2 separate regions of the Mus musculus genome follow, and region 1 is linked to region 2. A link is a loop called in an ENCODE intact Hi-C map of the cell type or tissue named here. Cell type or tissue: left cerebral cortex. All regions are shown on one strand. Each heading gives the region's core, and the rest is flanking DNA. Links, peaks and the distances in the headings are about the cores only. Region 1 overlaps Sec23ip (Sec23 interacting protein). Region 2 overlaps Wdr11 (WD repeat domain 11).

Region 1 (10,203 bases), core at 2,660-5,159, 850 kb after region 2:
GGCTTGTACCAAAGACCAGTTCAGTGAGGCGAAGAAGCACAACAAAGCTGGGTGTGGTGGTGCACACCTTTAATACCAGCCCTGGGCAGAAGCAGGCAGATCTCTGAGTTCAAGACTAGCCAGATATACATGGTCTACACACCCAACAAAGTCCCTCCCTACCCCATACCTCCAGAAAAATGCAAAAAGAGGCAATTGACTGAAAGGGGAGGGAAGAAGAGCTCACTAGTGATGGAAATAAAACCAAAATGATGAGTCAATAATTTTTGGTGATTAATTGGCAAAAATTCAAAAAAGTAACAACTAATGTTTAAAAGGGGTCAGAAAAACTGGCAATTTGCATAACATTACATGTGAAAATTGAGAGGCCTCTCTAGAATGCAACTGAACCATACGACATCAGAGCTTTCAAAATGTGTAATATTCTAGACAGTGCTACTCAGGGGTTTATCTCAAGTCAGAAACAGGCAAAAAAATATAAAGCTACATGTCAAAATTATGTATAAAGCTAAAGTCAAAATGATGTATAACAGTGAAATCTGGGAAGGCAGATAATCACCTCGTACTCAACAACGGAGGATAAGTTAATAATTAATAAATAAAACTGTGAGATGCAGAGCAAGAAACTTGCTCAAAAGGGGCCATGAGATGGTTCAGAGTGGGTGAAGGTGCTCACGACCCAATTTTACAACCTGAGTTCAAGTCCCAGGACCCCATGCTGTAAAGAAAGTCTACTCCAGCTGGCTGTCCTCTGGCTTCCACATACACACCATGCATGGCACACACATACATCTATATAAACAATAAATGTTCATTTAAAAGCTATAAAATAACTAAGTAAAATAGTTGAGCCACATGTATGTAAAGTTCATTTATAAAGATATAAAAATTGTAAACAAGGCTAAGCGTGTAGCTTAGCAGCACAACATACACAAGGCACTATGTTTAGTCTCTGTCCTATAAATATGTCTATATAAATGTACACCCCAACGCATACATGGATGTAGGCTGAAGTGGTAAAACCACATACTATCTGACATAGCAAGGATAGGCTAGGAGACAGCAAACAAGATATATAAAAAGAGATATAAAAGATATATATAAAAGATATATAAAGAGAGAAATGCTGGGACATGCAGATGGAACAGCCACTAAAAGCACTTGCTGCTCTTGCAGAAAACCACAGTTCTAGTCCCGGCACCCAAGTCAGGTGCTCACAACCACCTGTATTTCCAGCTACAGGGGATCTAACACCTTTGTCAGGCCTCCGTCAGCTCCTGGATGCAAGCAGCACGCACACACACACACACACACACACACACACACACACACTCTCTCTCTCTCTCTCTCTCTCTCTCACACTCAGGCACACATAAACATAAATCTAAAATAAATGTTTGAGAAAATCACTCCCAAGTCCATGAGGTATTTGCTGAACAGTGTGACAGCCCCACTGGACCCCGCCCGCCACAGGACAACCAGAGCCTCTGCAATCACTACTCCGCACACCGTTCGTTCTCTGCAGGCTGGCATCGATCTTTATCTGCCTGAGAATTAGGATTAAAAGTATGGGCTTCCACATCTGGCTGTTTTTGTTTTTGTTTTAATTAAGTACTTCATAACCTATTAAGGAAAACAGGTACCTGGTGTCTCAGGAAGGCAATCAAGATCACACAGTATGGCTCACTTGCAGACTGGATCACTTATCACAGACCTAGCCTAGCCATCTTCCCTATGTGTTTTCTCTATCAAGATCAGCAGAACTTAAACATTGCCTTTACAATCTTCATACAGACCAGGGGCTGCATGGGGCACGCAGCACAGACCTCCATCAACAGGTTAAGCCACTGTTTGGACATAGCATTGGGCTGGGGCACTACATAGCTGGGCTCACATTCAGAATTCTTCTGCCTCGTCCACTCAAGGACTGAGATTATTGGCATCTACTAACACATAAAGCATGCCTTTGCTTTTCTAGTTAAAGGGACACATATGATAGATACTGTCTCCTGCATTCATGACATGAATAGGGACATGATGTCTGGAGTACAGGAAGTCTTTCTTACGGCTATTCGGCAGTACAGAAATGAGTCCTGAGTGCCTGTGATATCACTCAACAGAGGACCCTTTCTGTTACAGATGGGAAATCAAGGAACTGAGTTGCGGGACCTACAGTCAAAAGAATCCCTATTTGCCATGCCCTGGAATCTATTTTTAAAAGAAACCAAAAATAAACCGGGTGGTGATGACACAGCCCTTTAATCCCAGCACTCAGGAGGCAGAGGCAAGCAGATCTCTGTGAGTTCAAGGCCAACCTGATCTACAGAATGAGTTCCAGAGAAACCCTGTCTTGAAAGAAAGAAAGAAAGAAAGAGAGAGAGAGAGAGAGAGAGGGAGGGAGGGAGGGAGGGAGGGAGGGGGGGAGGGGGGGAAGGGGAGGGGAGTCAAAAAGAGAACCCAAATCCTACTTAGATTTTTAAGTTGTCTATTTGTTTATGCGGTATCTCAGTGCACTGCCCACACTGAGATTGCCTTAAACTGAGACCCTCCGACTCCGACTCCTGAGTTCTGGAATTACAGACATACCTACAGCTGCCTCTGGAAAACCTTCAATAAAATGAATGTTACAAACCCACTTCTTTCCTCATTATCAATCACTACTCTGAATTTAAATAGTGCAACTGTAACAGTAACAAAGAGCCACTTCACACCAAAGACCTCAGAATCCAAGTGTAATCAAGGGCTATTCTAAGAAAACTCCTGGTCAAGAGAACAGGTTTCTGGCCTGGGAAAGTGTAAGCACCTGGCCAACAGACGATCCCTATGAGGGTGGGTTTGCCTTAGGCCATGCTAACAAGATTGCCAGAACAGTTTCCTTTTAATAGGAAACTGCACCTTCTTCCCTTCCCAGAATTCTACTCTGCCTTTTACCCCCTTCGAGGCATCATGTCTTAGGCCTGAGTTTGAAAGGCACAATTTTTCCTTTTCCTGTCTCTTTCTTTTAGATCCTGGCCAGAGCTGAAGCATGTGTCTCCCTGGCATTTTGGAGCATCCTTCCTATAGCTTCTCCCCACCCCTCCCCCCTGGCTGTCTACCATGTATCTGACTTCTGTGCCAGCTTAAATGGCCTTGTTCCCTTCTCCTCTTCTCCTCTTACAGCTGGCCTACCCTGAGACTCTTTCTTTGTGTGTGTGGTTTTTTTGAGACAGGATTTCTTTATGTAGTCCTGGCTATCCTGGGAACTCATTCTGTAGACCAGGCTAGCCTTGAACTCACAGAGATCTACCTGCCTCTGCCTCCTGGGTGCTGAAATGTTAGTGCACCACTACTGCCCAGCTGGGACTTTTTTCTTTTAAACACTAGTACAAGTGTCCTTGAGCCTCCACTTGAGCCCATTTGAGTCTAAAATCCCAAGAGATGACCTGATTTCCCTCTGCCATCTGACAATCACAAAGGGACCCCAAAATTCCAACAACACAAACATTAGCATGTACACATTTAATAAGGATTAACTCACCCTGTAAAATGCAAGTCTGCTCAATGCTGGGGCTGCTCTGGACTAATGTTCATTGTTCGATAAATTTCTTTAAGTAACAAGAGGGCAGTATCTTCAGATCCCCTGTCAGAAAGAAGACAACACTTAAACATGTACGGAAGGATGCCTTTTAATGCCCTCACACTCCAGCTATGAAAGACACCTCTACAAACACAGTGTGCAAGCAACAATGGTCTCTGCACACGGTGCAAAAGCACATGGCACACTGCCACCTCGTGGCTAACTCATTCTGTGCAGCTTTTAGAAAGGTTAGTGAGTCAGAAATGTAAGCTGCTAGCCAATCCTTCCTTAGCATCTCCACTCTGAGCGTAAAACAAAACCTTAAAGGGGGGAATGCTTTTGAATGTGTGAGTTCAGTGGTAGAATTTATTAAGTCTATTATAAACGGGCAATTAAGACAAAGACTTTCACCACAGTGAAAACACTGTACGAGTTAAAGCCAATCAAAGAGAATCAAAGTGAAGAATACTTACCAATAGCATAAGTGACTCTGAAGAGCGAAGAGATACTCATTGAAACTCTCGATTGGCTTTTCTTGAAGAACATAATCAATCCGGCGGCCTCCATTTAACATTCCAACCTTTCCTAAGTAGTCCTCGTCCTTGGAAAGTTCTGGACTTTCAACAATCTTTTCTGCTAGAATTTAAGCCATTTCGATATCAAAGTCAATCATTTAATCATTATCCTCTGACTTTAGCTGACTCTGTGTTCAATGAATATCGCTTGACACACATAGCAGCTGGGGAGCTACCAGGCTCACTCCCCATTCCTTCAGAGAAGGATGGAACCTCATAGAGTCTTTACCAAGCCTGAATACAAACTTAGCTCTCAACTCATATTCCTCCCCAGCCTGAACAATCTAAATAAAACCTGAAATTGCAGCTAAAAGCCAAGAAATAGCCAATAAAACTTAATTAGCAGCTGCATCTGACACTGCAGGATGTCAGGACTCCATCCCCTTTAGGGAAGGGGTCCATCCAATCTGACACAATCTGTCTGGAAAGAAAACCTCTCCAACGATGCACAAGCATTATGCTCTTCGGGCACAGTCTGTCCTGGAAAATGCTTCCAGTATCCCATTTACCTTCAACTACTTGCTTTTCCTCTTCCTCTTTGATTTGGTTGGCCACCTTCTCCAATTCTTCTTGCAGCTGAGTAGTAGAGGTGTGAGCACGCGCGAATTCGTTGAGTGTCTGCCAAGCACTTTTCAGAGAACTGATAAAGCCCTGCTTCAGATCGGATCCCATTCGAGAAAGGCTCTCTTTCAACTCTGAACGGATTCACATGATACCCCAGGTTACTTAGCCACTACATGCTATGCTCCAGAAATTAAAGTTAACCACGTCCCAGAGAAGCTCCCCTCCTCCCCCCCCTCCTCCTCCCACCTTAACTAGCATTAGGGAGCTTCCTGGAACCAAGAACCCACAATAGGATAAAATGTTGACTTGGGGTTGAGTTTTTTGAGACAGGGTCTCACTATGTAGGGCTGGCCTTAAAATTGAAATCTTCCTGCTTCAGCCTTCAAGTACTAAAATTGTAAGTATGCACTTGCATGCCTGGCTTTTTGTTTGTTTAGTTTGTTTGTTTTCTGACACATGGTCTTGGAGCCTCAAGCTTAGGGTGACCCTCACGTCTCAGATTCCAGAGCACTAAGATTACAGGATGTGCCACTGAAACCATTTCTTCTTAGCAATTTGATCTGTTCCAAACCTACAATTTTTTTAAAAAAGAGGTTCAAACACCATAACATAAACATCATCCTATAAACTTTTACTGGAATTCTTAAGACAGGTCTGTAACAGCAGGTGCTAGGCATATAATCTTTAAATCCCAGCACTCAGGAGGGAAAGGCAGGTGGATAGATCTCTTGTAAGTTCATGGCCAGGCCTCATCTGCATACTGAGTTCTAGGACAGCCAAGGCCCTGTAGAGAGAACTGGTTCCTTAAAGCTGCCCTCTTAAACCGGGTAGTGGTGGCGCACGCCTTTGATCCCAGAACTTGGGAGGCAGAGGCAGGTGGATTTCTGAATTCGAGGCCAGCCTGGTCTACAGAGTGAGTTCCAGGACAGCCAGGGCTCTGTAGAGAGAATTGGTTTCTTAAAGCTGTCTGTCCTCTTATCTCCACATATGCACAGTGGCATGCATGTGCCCATACACAAAGACATCACACATAAATTGTTTAAATGTTCATGATTCACTATAGATTGCCGGATAGTTTTGATGTGACTCAGTGCCTTGAACTCATTTTGCAGCCAGGAACAACCTTGACCTCCTAACCTTCTGCCTGTTCTGCAGTAAATCTTCGCTTCTTACCTAAGTGAAGTCTCTTCCTGCCTTTGTGATGTGGAACGAGAACAGCTTTTAAGTCCAAATCTGGAGCAATCATAGGCTCTAATCTGTACGCCACTGGGTCGAGCTGAAGGAAGAGAAGCAGGCACCGTCAATTACTTACTTGAAGTTACAGGCCACAGTCAGGGAAGCACACAGCTACTTGGCCAGCCAGAGAGTGACATTTCCACACCTTCCTCAGCTACTGGCTATTATAAGATTTGTGATTTGTAGGTGAAATTACTTTGCAAGCAGAGCAACTAACCTGTTTCTCCTTTGAGTAAAAGCTTTCTGGTACAAATACTTATTGAAGTGTCATCAGACTCTTAGGACGGAAGCTGAGCTTTGCAAATCATGACTGCTATTAATTTCAAGTAAGAACCTAAGAATCTATCCGGATGAAGAGGAGAGAACTTTCATCTTTTTAAAGTGCACAGTAACTCACCGGATGGTAAATATTGAAGAAACCTTTACAGGTAGGGAGGCGATATTTCTCATCAATCCTAGCCACTCCTCGAATAGTGAGAAGCATGCCGATCGGAGAGCCCAGGGCAAAGAAAATTTCCGGTTCAAAGTCTAACGAGCTGTAAGCAACAGAAACCTAGGAAAAAACACAGTAAGAAAATATTACCACAGACACATATACAAAACCCTTTGAATTTTTCAATGTTCTTGGCTCTGCACTGGCTCCCAAGCATGCAAACACGGAGGCCTCTCAGAGGTGGCTGCTGTGAGCTGAAGAAGGTAAGCATGGCCCATTAAAACTTCAGAGTCTGTGGCATTCTGCTCCACTTCTGAGATAATAAACACAGCACAGAAGCACAGCAGTACCTCTGCCTCAAACTGCAGAACCTGCAGCACCCACCGGGCCTGCTCCTACACTTGGTCAAGGTTCATGACGTCTTTTGCTTCTGCTAGTGTTATAACATGGAGATTTTCACAGTGCTAAACTCAGTATAATGGAGCCCAAGGCCACAGAAAGCACTTATCAGCACAAAGAGGAGTTCTAATCTTCAGTAGTCTCGGTTACTTCTATTACCATTCTATCTTCGCCTTAAAGAGCTGGAGGCAAAAGAATAAGCAAGCCCAGGGTCACCCTTGGATGCAGTGACTTAGAAACCAGCCAGGATACACAAGACTCTCTCAAAAAAAAAAAAATCCATTTAAGGCAAATTTCCTGTCAGAAAAAGGATTTGTATGAAGGAGCATATCTGAGATAGTTTGCATGGCGTCTCAAGGAAAGCACAGCCATCCGTGTGGCAACACGCTGTGTTTATGAAGTCTTCCTCTTCGCTCTACTTCAGGGGCAGGGAATGTCTTTTTGTCATGTTGGTAGGAAGAAGAAACTCAAGGGTTCTTTGGAAAATTGGTTGATGGCATTTTGCTGGGGCACACGTGAAGGAATTAAAGTGGACACGGTGTGAGAGGCTAAGGCAGACTCGTGAAGGAAGGTTTCGCTGAAGCAGACACAGGAGAGAGGATGCTCTGCTAAAGCAAGCACGTGAAAGGACGCGAGGTGAAGGAGCCTTTGCTGACAACACGCATGCATTGGTCTGCCTTACACTGCATAGTTGAGCTGCAGGACGCCATAGAGAGAAACACACCAAAAATCTCCTGGTGGTGTGCTGCAGTTTGTTGCTGCTTCCAAGGACTCAGGCTGATTGGATGCATGTGCTGGGGCAAGGCACACGGAGGAAGTGTGATGTTTGGAGGGCATAAATAGGCCTCCACAGAGTGACAGAGAGGGAGCTTGGCTTGCTGGTACAGCTAGCTGTGCAACACTTGTGGGTCTCCCATCTTCACTGATCTTCACTTCCCCGAGAGAGGCACAGCCGAGAACTTCTGGTGTTCCTGTTGGTCCCTCCTGCTGACTCAAGCTGAGGTTGAGGCCTGGCTGTCATGTCACCACTGCTGCTAACCTGACTCTACCAAACTGGACGGCTGGTGTATCCGTGAAGTACTTATGAGTGGATTGAGCTACTGCTGCATGATAACCTGTGAACTGAACTGCGATCATCTTGTGTATTGTGTATTGCCTCACATCAATTAAAGAGCCTATAGTCTATGTCTCAGGCAGGAAATAAAGTGGGATATCTGTAGGACAAAGAATTCTGAGAGGAGGAGGAGGCAGGGAGAGGAGCCCAAGAAGAGGTGAGGAGACAAGAGACCGGCGCATGGTAGCTGAGCACAGGGAAGCAGCCACACAGCAGAAGGTAGGTTAAAATAAAAGGCTGTCTTTGGTTACCATCTAGTCAGAATAGAGCCTAGCTATATAGCCAAGGTATTTGTAAATATAGTTTGAGTCTGAATCTTATTTCTGGGAGCATGGGCCTGGGAAGCAAAACTGTGGCCTAACTTCAACACCTTATGGTTTAAAAAAAAAAAAAAATGCCTTAAATACAACTGAAGTCTACGGCCATACCACCCTGAATGCACCTGATCTCCTCTGATCTCGGAAGAAATACAAGTGAGGCTTGGGGTTGTTTAATAGGGAAATACCAGTTTTAAGTATAAGAACCTGAGTTTAACCCCTAAAACCTACATCATGGCAGATGTGGTGGTGCATGCGTGGAAGCCCAGTGCTGGAGGTGGAGGCAGGAGCGCCCCTGAAGCTTGCCAGCCCCCTCTCCCCACTTTCCCTTTCCCTTTCCCTTTCCCTACAGGGCTTCTCTGCATCTTAGACTCGATTTGTAGACCAGGCTGGCCTCAAAATTACAGAAATCTGCCTGCCATTGAGTCCTGGGAGTAAGGTATGTGTCACCATGCCCAGCCTGTATTAAATATTTTTAACTGCTAAGCCATCTCTCCAGCCTATATGATCACTTTTACAACTTTGTTCTAAAGAAGCTATTTTTAAACATAAATTGAATTCCTCTTTCTTTTTGTATTTCATTTATGTCTCTGATCACCTTTCAAGGAAAATGGTAAAATGGTATCACATTGAATTTCTTTGAGCACTTGAGATGTTTGATATCTTCTCTCTCTTTTTGTAATGCATTGTGTGGGGGAAGGGAAGGGGAAGGGAAGAAAAAAAAAAAAAAAGCAGATATTCTTACAAAGAACCTGAGTTTGTTTCCCAGAACCACATAGTGGCTCACAACCATCTGTAATTCCTGTAGGATCCAAAGCCCTTTTCTGACCTTCAAGGCACAAAAATGGCACACATGTACACATGCAAGAAAAATACTCATACGTGTAAAATAAGAAAATCTAAAAACAAAAAATTTTGTAAAGGTGACCCTATTAATATGTTTCAGAGGAGAACAAGGGCTTCGAGTATCAGTCTGTGGTATAGCACTCGCCCACCACGTGCAAAGCACCAGTTTCCATTTGTGCATGGAAAAAGAGTAAAAAAGACTAGAGAGATGGCTCAGTGGTTAGGAACATTTGTTCTTGCACAAGACCCAGGTTCAACTTAAGGCAGCCACATAGGGCTCACAAAAGCATCTGTAACTCTAGTTCCAGGGAGTCGGCACTGTCTTTTGCCCTCTGTAGGCACTGCATGGAGTACAAAAACATATATGTAGGGAAAATACCCACACACATAAAATAAGTAAATACGTATTTTAAAATAAAAAGAAGTAAGTAAAAAGGGGCAGATAGCAGCGCACTGGCAGGTCTGGGCGGGAGAAGTAAGCTCATAAAGCACTCACTTCGTGGATCAGAGGTGTGCTGTGAGCCTCCAAGGAGCTCAGAGCCTACAGCGCCACCCCACAAGGAGGCAAGGAAGTTTCCTTCTTTATTAGCACTGGCTCTGGTCTGCTCAGAATTAAAAAAGAAAAGACTTTAAAAAAAAAAAAAAAAGACAGGGTCTCATTAGAAAGCTCTGGCTGGCCTGGAACTTACTGTGTGAACCAGGCTGGCCTTGAACTCAGAACCTTCTAAAAGCATGCCATACCTGGCAACAAAAGTAAGACATTTTAATACAATTTGAGGTTAGCAAGAAAGATAGCTCAGCAAGAGTAAAGGTGTTTGCTACTAAACCTAAGGGCCTAAGTTTGAGTCCCTGTCACATTTAGTAAGAGGGAACTAAGTCTCATAGGTTGTCCATTGACCTCCATATTGAGTGTCATGGTATGCCAGCACAAACACAAAATTAAAAACTATATGCAATAATAAATTTAAAAATCTATAACCTGTGTGTTTATGTGTGTATAAGTTTGGGCAGGTGCTTGAGGTAATCCTCTCCTCCCTCCTTATTTGTTTGTATTTGCATACGCCAGGCTAGCTCTCCTATAACTTTCTAGGGGTTCTCCTGTCTCCACCTCTTTGTTCCCCTTAGGAGCACTGGGATTCCAGAAGTGCCCCACCACAGCCATC
Region 2 (10,203 bases), core at 4,862-7,361:
GTCTGTGCACTTTCTCGTGTGATCATAAGTTGACCGTTTTACTTCCTGTAGATTAACTCTTTCTAGCTGAAATTTCTAAAATAGGAAAGAAGGAGGAGGCAGAAGAAAGAAAGAAAAAGAAAAATGGAAGAAAATTTAGTTTAGATCAGACTTTTTAAGTAGAAAAACTGAGATTTATTGAAAATTGGAGTGAGCTAATTAAAATGAGCTTTCGAAGTTAAACATTTTAAGACAAAAATCAAGACTGTTTAATAAAAATTTTCATATGCATTAAAATTTGGTGTTTATAAGCTTGCAGAGAAGCAGGTCTTTCTCATACAGATAAGGCACCACACTTATTTCTAGGATGTACACTGTAAGTTGGCTCGAAAGTTTCCCAAGTTTAAGATACTCAGGAAAACTTCAAAACAAAGGTAGTATCCGTGAAAACTTTCTCTAGAGGCAACAGCACCTGGAAGTAGGTGTTCTCACAGAGCACATCGTAGCAGATGTCCAATGGGTTGCTCAGCCTGTCCTTAGGAGCACCTTCCTTGGTTACCACTGTGTCCCCAGACTTGGCCTGGGACAAGCTGTGCAGGTAGTGGGCCGCCACTGTCCAGAAGTGCAGCTCCGATTCATCGCCGTACAGCCTGGAAGAGGAATGCAAGGCCTCTGAAGTTACTCTCCAGGCTGAGCAGGCTGCCCTGAGTGGCCTCAAGCATCAGCAACAGTGTCCACTTCAGAGTGCTCTAGGGAAATCACAAGGCAGTGCGCCCGCTAGCCTGGTTCCCAACAGCTTAAGGCCTGATCACACAGAGCCCTTCACATCCAACAGCTCTATACGCCTGCTCTGCCAACAGCACTGTGTTTGGGCATCAGCTTCCCAGTAAAAGCTTCTGGATAAAGTGTCAAAAACAGTGTGCTGCTTACTCCCTGGAACATGGAGGGAAATGCTTTCACGACTCTGCTGAGCACTAGGGAAGTGCAGCTTATTGCTTTTAAAGGTAACGAACACATCAGTATGTTTACAAATACATAATCTGTAGCTCATATTGTAAAAGCTGCCTATAGGTGAAAGTCCTTGCAGCATAGAAAGCCCAGATCTCATGTGAGATGTTGCTGGACTTCCGGGGTTGTATTAGTACTCATAAACTAGACTAAGTCAAATCTAAAAGAGGAGCTTAGATTTTCAAAACATGTTTAGTTATAACCTTTACAAAGCCTCAATAAAATAAGTTAACCTGAAATTACCGCTGAATTCAGCATCCCACTTCAGAGAGCCTTACCTGGACACGAGCAGGCACCTCTGCAAGAGAGAGAAGTCGGGATCAAGCAGGAGTTTCTTTATGTCGCTGCAGACAGGAGCCCGGACAAAAGTAGGACAAACGTTTCCAGCCAAACAAAAAGCAAAGGGAGGTAACAATACAAGTGCAGAATTTATAAGAGCGGTCACTTCATCCTGGCTCCCAACTTCACATGTAGAAGGGTGCTGTCGATCACCATGAGCACTAGGGCCAGGCCTCTGCTGTGCAGTCTAGCAGAGTTTACCTGACTACAAGAATAAGGACTTCACCATTGATAGCATTCTTAAAGTCGGCAGTTTCCCAATTAAATACAAATGTTAATGTTTGGAAACTGGAGAAAAGTGAATAGTTATTTTGAAATTGCCATTAACCAGGTACTATAACTTTTTCAAGATGATGACGACAATGATTATAATATGTGGCAGAGTCTAGACTGCAAAAACTTGCTCTAAGAACCAAGAACTTCATGTAGACCTCTATTTTTCTCCTCACTTTGCTATCTAACTCTCACTATTTACTTTAAGTGCTTATGGCTCTAAGAAACATCAGTTTCTTAGCCAGAATTGTGCACTCACACCTGGCCCAGGCTGCTGCAGAGTCACCTGCCTATCTGTGCTCTCTAGCTTAGCTCCATGAGACGTTCACAACGGAGCCTCACTACACAGAGCTTCTGCTCCTGTCAGAACACAGCTGTTTGAGAGTTGGAAACTGGATAGAGACCAATACTCTCTGTGTGATTATTAAGATGGCCCTTCTGGCAAACAAGGCTACAAAGAGGAACAAACCTGTGTCAAGGGATGGACTGTGGGCCACTAATACTTAGAAAACTAAATTTTGGTTTTAAAAAGTCAAATTAATGTGTGTCACTTTCCCATGTTCGTATCTTGTATGAAATACAGAGTTACTTACTTAGACAATGCATGCAACTGTTCTTGAAGGAGAGTCTTTATTTCTTCATTTTCTGGATAATCACTGTGCAGAAAAAAATTTGAATCATTCATTGTCTCTGCAATTACTGTCACATATTTTATTTTACTGAAAAAAGTTGTATTAATAAAAAGTTAACCTTTTTATAACCTGTGGTTAAAATTTTGGCTACAGATCAAAGTAGTAACAATGTGCCTGAGACTCACTGGCCATTTTCATGGCTAACTTTGCCTTACTGAATAAAACAAGGAAATGAGTAAAGTAAGCCACAGGCTTCCAAAAGAGAAAACTCCACTGCTTCTAAGAACAATCAGGTTTGGATTGCTTTTAACAAAGCCTGAATAAACAATGACTAGTGATTCATTCCCTCTGCCCTACAGAACAGGCATGGTAGTTCTTAGGCAACAGATATTTATTGCCTTAACATCAACAACAACAACAACAAAACTCTCACCCCACACCAACCTGCACATCACATATAGTAAGTGCAGTAAACTGTAGAATTAATTAATAATTGCTAATGTGTTCCTGTGATGACCTTTTTCAAGTGAGGTAGACACTGATTTATAAACACATTTCTGATTCTGCCTTATAAAGACTTAGGCCTGTCCTCCAGACTGCAGCATCTCTTTCCCGTCTTCACACTCACTCTTTTCCTCTATCATGATGCACCTGAGTGATGGCTACCCAGTCCTGAGAGCATCCTATGACCCTGCAGCTCCTCACTGACCCACTCTTCCACAAGGCCCCACGGTGGTGCAAACAGGGGTAGAAAACAATATCCTTTGAGTGCCTTTGCCTTTGCTTGGATTGGTCTTAGGCTTCAGTCTTTTTAAGGTCTGAACTGTAATCCATAGCTCATTTTCATGAGTGTCCTTCAACCCCGAGCAAATTATGCAAAGAAAACAAAAATGAAGTAACTTACATGTGAGAAATGTCCAACGAATATCGCCCATTCCAAGGCTGATGCAGTAGGAAGGCTTTCAAAGCAAGGGCAGCCCTCGGAACAAGGAGGTACGGGCACCACACAGGCTCTAGACAGCAAAGGAGTGCTTTTCAGTAAAATGAACTTTCATGCCTCAGCAACGTCTCAGCTATCACTGTTTACACAGCAGTCAGCAGAGAGCAATGCCTACACCCAGGATGACTGGGAGTCTATCCATAGCAGAGACTCTGCACTCAGTTTGATTAGTATATTCTCTTTCTCGTTTTTGAAGTTTAAGTATATGGAATGGTACAAAGTTCTGTACTACTGAATAAAAGACTCAACGTCATGACTCAATACATACAGATAAGGCTCACTTTTTAGAAAAGAATTGAAAACAATTACATTTACCTGAAATACTTATACCACTACATCTGCTTTTCTGAGACTATTGAGCTAAGCCACCCATCAGGAGTTCGTTGCTGAAGGAATTGGGAGACCTCTGGTGTCTGGCATTCCAAGGAGGCTTTTATAGTCTTTTGGACACAGGGATAACTTCCTACAAGCATCGTCCTCACCCCAGCCCCACTATGCAGCAGTTGCTTATTAGGACACTACAAAACAGGCAAGAGCCAGTTGTTTTCAACACATTCCAGCGGAAAGAAGCAGGACCAAAGGCTCTACCACCTGGCAGCTGTGTTCAGCATCTCCCTCCACTGGGCTCCCCGTCTTTGACCGACTGCCCAGGGCCCCACTGGTTTTCACTCCCTGGTCCTCTATGGAGCCTTTCCCATCCCTTGAACAGATACAATTAGTTAAAATGGCCCAAATGTATGATAGACTGTGCCATCTAATATGAAAGATACCTACTCGTTACATGCATAGCTACTGAGCACCTGGAAGATGGCCAGTTCGATGAGGAGAAGAATAACTAAAAAGTCCTGACACCTGACTTGGTCCTTGTGTCACTTTGGAATAGATCTGGAGGGACTCAGATAATAGCTACTGCTCACATGAAACACTGCAAAATCTAAACAGGGCTCACATATTTCTGCTGCAAAGCTGTCCTCTGAATGACAGCTATCCCAGTTTACTTTGGAATACCAACAAGATCTTAAGAACTTCTTTAAAAAGCTAAAAATATCATTAGTAGTTATTAATAAAGATTAGACTTGAAATGATAATTTATATATCTATAAGTTAATAGAAGCAATGTTGCTTTAGCAGATGTAATTCTGTGTCAAAAAATGTAAACAGGAGATGAACACTGGGAACAGGCTTCTCAGCGTGAGAGCCACACAAGGTGGGAAATGTCTCTACTACTACTTTCCCACACGTGAGCGTTTTACTGCTGATTCAATGAAAGCACCTACATCCTATTCATATTAACAGGCTGCCAGTCATTCCACAAGGAGCTTGATAGTCACATCCTTTGTGAAAGCCTAGAGCCTGGAAGCTGGAGACATAATCATGTGACTGCTTAGCCCTCCCTCCCGGCGTGCTGGTGCCCATCGGTGACCCCTCCCCATCACCATTTTAAGATCCCATTTCTCTGGTGAGGCTATGTCACTAGAGACTGAACAGAAGTATGGCCTTCTTGATATCAGTACAGATTTTAAGTATGATGTAAACCCTGGTACCCAGCCACAGTATACACGAAGGACTCCATTTCCATTCTGTGATCAGCTTAGTTTAGAACACATCCACATGATGATAGAGCCATTTAGATTCAAATTTTAAATCAAAAGAGAAAAATAAAAGCTTTACTTAGATTGTATTTATCTACTTTTTAACCTAGAACTAGCAATTGTTTTTGCTTTGTTTTGTTTTGTTTTTTAAACATCACCCTTGACATTCCTTCAAGTTCCTTGGTAATTCAGTTTAAAGTGTTTGTTTCTGTTGTTCTCCCTTGGTGAGGAGGTCCTGGCCCTCAGAGCTGACAGGTTACTCAAGATCAAGTATGGGAAAGGGAATGCGACATGTGACAAGCAGCTTCCACTTCACCTGTGGCCCTCACGGCTACAGAGAGGTGCGAGTGTGATAGTGCAGTGTGCAGGTCAGGAAGTGCCAAGCACAGCACAGGAAGGGTTCAGCACCCACCAACACCAGCAGCAGGGCCCCGGCCACTCCAGTGTGGGCATAAAGGATGCAGCTTACAAAGCCCCAGTCTCTCAAGTGCCAAAGAGCAATCGACTCTGCCAAGCACAGGTAAGGCAGAGTCGAATCATAAATGAATAAACGAGGCTCTCAAGGCATTCTCTGCTAATCAGTCAGCTAGGAGTGTCACGGAGGATTTGCCAAGAAGACATTTGGAGATGGAAGTCCCTGAAAGTCCGAGGTAGAATCAGAACCACTGTTCTCTGAAAGAGCATTCTAAAGATAACCCACTCTGAGTAAACCGCTGGGTGGGTGTGCTTGCCATCTTCTTATTTCTTCTTTAGGAAAAAGGAGTCACGCATGCAAGTTTTATTTTCTCTTAAACTATGTTTTTTGGTTTTGTTTTGTAAACAAACAAAAACTCCTCAAAACTACCACACAAAAAAGGAAGAAGATACAACAATCGCCCAGTTTTAGCTTTGATTGATCACGTAATTCAGGACTCAGATGTCATGACACACGGTGGGTTTCCACTGATAGATGATGTAGGGCAGGCACATAAGGCTCACTATTGAAAAGTGATTCGATTCACAGTTAGCTAAGAGTTCTCTCAAGTAAAGCAGCAGCTGCCGTCTCTGTAGATGATCATATCCCGAGGCAACAAGCGCCCTCTCAGGAGTGAGCCTTACCTACTAACTCCTGCTCATCCATTCTGAAACACGTAGACTTCATTGACATCTCCAGGACTCTGATGCAGCCGTCATCAGATGCCAAGATCACCTTATCTGATGTGCACCAGTCCACATCCAAAATCCGGAAGGTTACATTTCTTCCACTTCTTAAACTGCTCACCATCTGAACCTGCAAGAATGATTGACAGAAAATAAAGTCCTTTACCATTCTGGATTAAATGGTCAGATTGGGTGACAGAGGCCCAGAGTATGTCTGCAAATGAATAGCCCATCCCCACATGCAGACTGCGCTCCATAGGCCTCAATCACAGCGATGACACTAAAACATCAATCAATCATGTTGTCTTGCTTACAACAGAAACACTCTAAGAGCAAAATTCTCTAACAAAAAGAAGCTAGACATACTTATTGGAGATTCTATTTTCAGACAAAGTAGAAAACAGAGCCAGTTCCCATGGCTGACCACTTTCTTTGCTTCACTGGCAGGCTGCATAGCTGGGCCTACCTCTTTAGTATCCCACACTTCAGCACCATCATTATACATTGCTATTAGCTTCTGGTTTCCCTTGCCGGGGGCAAAGCGAATCTTCCTCACCCAACTTCTATGTGTGGGTATTCCTCTGAGGACAAAGAAATAAAAACACCAACAGGATATAAAATGAAACACTCAGTGTGTCCACTATTTATGATCGGGTGTGGGGGTGGGAGAACCACTTTACATTCTTGGGAGCCACATATGCTAGGTAGGTCTGCCATTAATATCTGCTGGAGCAAGATCCCAGGGCTTCTGCATGGAAGGTACCATATCTGCCTGCAGATATGGTCAGGGTCTACTGGGACTGACCAGAGCCTGGCTCATGACCAGTCTTCCTCCAAAGTTTAGGTGTCAAGGGACTCAAAGCTCCAATTCCCACTCATGTTTACTGGTCCTATTTACAACTGAACAAAGGTTTCTCTTGGCTCTTACCTGGATACTCTGGCTTTCAAATCCCAGAAGTTTAAATTTCCATCCATATCTCCAAGCACTAATGTATCCCCCTTCCAAGCGATGCAGGTAATACTGCCCATGCTACCCTAGAAGCAAGAGAAACAAATTCACACATGAACTTCCCTGCTCAGTCACCACTAGGACAGAAACATTTCCCTGTAATGATCACAATGAAATAACAAAGACATCACTTATAAAGTGAGTACTTTAGCATGAATACCATCATATCCTAAAACTCTGAACACTGAAAGAGCCACTGCATATCAGCTTCAACTGTGCAGAAGCAGGATATTTCAATTTGATAGCCATTCATGTAGCCTAAACTACATTTACAGAGAAGACATGTCTTTTAGGAAAAGGAAAATTCCAGAAAGACAAAAACAAAACAAAACAAAACAAAACACCCCCAAACAAAAAACTATAGTCTAGAGCATCATCTTTAATTATCTCTTAATAAATTTATTCCAAGGGAAACTCAATCACCCTCAACTAGCTGTGCAATGGTTAGTCTCAGAACTTTGCTGACACACTATTGTAAGAGGCGAGTGTAGTGTGAGAATCGGCAACCCAGCAGAAGTGCTGGGAGGGTCAGGGGCCCAAGTACCTACACTCTGGCATCAGACCACCCTGCCAGGCTTGTGTCCCAGCTTTGCCTCTTAACAGGACATGTCTACTTAACCTTTTGTGTCTTGGGCCTACTGTGGGCAGAGTCGGGTGCTGGTGTAAATCTATAAAGCTAAAGCCCGGAAGGCAATGTTTGCCTCACTGTAAACACAGCTCACAGTGTTAGTGTTAAATACTGCTGCTACTCACTGCTTCTCCACTCATGAAAAGAACCCTTGCTTTGTAATTACACAACAATAAAAATATTCAGGAGGGTCTTTACTGTTAGGCCAATGGTTGTCAAAATGACCAACTACCTTTATAAATATTGCATAATCCTAGTAATATACCAAAACTAAACAAACAACCCCACCAAAATTAAAAATCAATACTGCAATGAACTTAACAACAACAACAACAACTTACATTAAGCACATGAAATTCTGTGCAATGCTCTCAGATCTTATTTCCATTTTTCTGAAATTTGAATGGGATGTTTAAGAAGAGTTTGCCTTTAAGTTTACTTTGTCTTGAATACTTTCACATTTTAGATCTTAGTTTACTTTTCACATTTAAAAATGAAAACACGATGTTAAATTAATCTACAAATTAGTGCTGTTGTGTTAATTCAACATGTGGACATGCAGACGCCCTCGTGCAGGGCGGAGGGAAGTGGGGATGGCGAGGTGCTTCTGGAGGGCTGCTGCGCATCCCCTGTGGCTCTCTCTGTTCCCTCTGTGGTGCTCCGTGCTCCCCACTGCAGCTGCAGTGCTGCCCACATGCCAGGCAGGCTGTACAAACAGCAGACACTCACTGTCTCACTCTTTCCATTTCCAGGATGACGGCAGCCACTTCGGATCACACATACACACAGTTTAAAACTCTCTCTCCTTTTACCACTTTATATACCACTTTCACAGTCTGGGGACCAACTTCCAGAGTGAAAGCTTCAGCTCAAAATCAAATTGAAACAAACAAAACCCTTTTTTCTACATACTATATTACAGCCACTGGAAAAATGTCAGCTTCAGAAAGAATACCAAGCCAAAACCAATTCTCACAGCGTACACAGATGTCAATCCCATCCCTAATCATAAACCAGTTCCACTGGAGGCGGCCTGCTTACTAATAGTCATTTCTTAAAGACTTGGATTCATTTGAAACAAAAGAATTCAGCGGAATAAAGAGTCCTTGTACCCTGACTTCACGACCCCACAGAATAAAGGTGCCGCCTTCTGAGCTGTGTGCCATGGCTGTCCTGAGAAGGCATTTGTAAGAGCAGCCATGTCCAGAGAGGACCAGTGCCTGGATGGTAAAGCCACCAAGCCTGACAACCTGAGTTTGAGACCTGGGATCCATATGCTGGTAAGAAAGGACCGACTGCTACAAGTTATCCTGGGACTACCACACGGACACTGTAAATAATAATGTAATAAATTTAAAAATGAATACTCATGTCCAAAGTTCAAAGCTTTTTCTTTGGTTTAGTAGGAAGGACTGGCATTTTTGAGTTTTTGGCCCGTTTACATTCTAACCTCAGTGTGAAGCAACTGGAAAGTGAAGAGACCAAATTATTTGTAGGTGACTCTGTAAGAGCCCAGAGGACATCTTTCCTGCGGTTCTACAAGAGAGCTCTGTGGAGGCTAAGGGTGAGCAATGGAGTCCCCGACCTTTCGCAGCATTACTGCAACAGCTTTTCTTTGTACATTTAAAGTTACTTTCCTATTATACACATCAAACATCAACTTCCCACATTCATGCTAAAAATGTGAGCAGTATCAGATGTACTCAACAATAGTTACTACTGTCTTAGATATAACGTATTCTATGCTATAATATGAAGATTATGATGCTAACTTTGATTTTAGAATAATGGTTTTAAATGGATGCCTTCAATTCTTTGTTTATAGAAGAGACTTGGTAGCTAGCCTCTAAAGGACCCTCATCCACTCCAAGGCCTTGGTAGTCACTTCCCACAATAAAGTAGGACTGACCCAAGGACCAACAGCAGACTGCAAACGTGACAGGGCATCACTTCTGAAAGTAGGCCATATGCCCTGGCTCTCCCAACTCACTCATTTGAGGAGAACTCAGTTGCCAAGATGGGAGGCGACACAAGAAGTACATGAAGAAGCATTTGACTTCCACTACCTACAGCTTTAACTTTAAAAGTCCATGTGATAGCACCATCTTGGATAAACACGGTGGCCAGTGTTTGTGTAAATGCAGAAGGTCATCTGGGAAGAGGGAACCTCAACTGAGAACATGGCTCCAGCAGACTGGCCTGGGATGAATTTTCTTTACTGATGTGGTATGTCCCAACTCACTGTGGGCAGTGCCATCCCTGGCCAGATAGTCCTGGGTTGTGTAAGAACGCAGGCAGAGCAAGTCACAGTGAGCAAGCTAATAAGCAACATTCCCTTGTGGCCTCTGCTTCAGCTCTTGCCCTGACTTCCCTCAGCGGGAATCCCGAGTGTGACTTGAGAGGTGCAAGGTGACAGGAGCCCTTTCTTCCCACGGGTACAGCCATGGCATTTATCACACAGTAACAGAGACTCTCAGTGAGATTGTCTCTCTGCCCCATTTATCTTTAAATGACCTCAGTTAGTCAAGATCCTTGCTGAGTCACTATAAAAATATGAGAGTCTGCTTTCTTCTAGGACATCTATTCTTAGATGAAAATTTTAA

The links. Peaks named below come from ENCODE experiments on the same cell type or tissue, not always from the same donor. Only the 100,000 strongest peaks of a DNase experiment are listed, where the experiment ranks them.
Region 1: it touches region 2 in a loop (4-fold over the local background); 6 of 42 quality-filtered maps call a loop at or near these places.

Annotation. Positions count from the first base shown.
Region 1 is chr7:128,773,052-128,783,254 of GRCm38, reverse strand. Sec23ip (Sec23 interacting protein) reads right to left here. Exons shown (of 19, transcript NM_001029982.2): 14 at 6,329-6,484; 15 at 5,869-5,971; 16 at 4,641-4,826; 17 at 4,030-4,192; 18 at 3,518-3,619. The coding sequence ends at 3,538. Among named protein-coding and RNA genes, the nearest start is that of Sec23ip, 33 kb to the right of the region's middle. In left cerebral cortex, for the core only: a CTCF peak has its summit at 3,776 (motif pointing left); DNase peaks (open chromatin) are centred at 3,766 and 4,726.
Region 2 is chr7:129,621,046-129,631,248 of GRCm38, reverse strand. Wdr11 (WD repeat domain 11) reads right to left here. Exons shown (of 29, transcript NM_172255.3): 17 at 6,892-6,998; 18 at 6,430-6,544; 19 at 5,922-6,093; 20 at 3,136-3,244; 21 at 2,193-2,255; 22 at 1,266-1,331; 23 at 452-629; 24 at 1-75. Among named protein-coding and RNA genes, the nearest start is that of Gm51499, 25 kb to the left of the region's middle. In left cerebral cortex, for the core only: no CTCF peak of the experiment used is centred there; no DNase peak of the experiment used is centred there.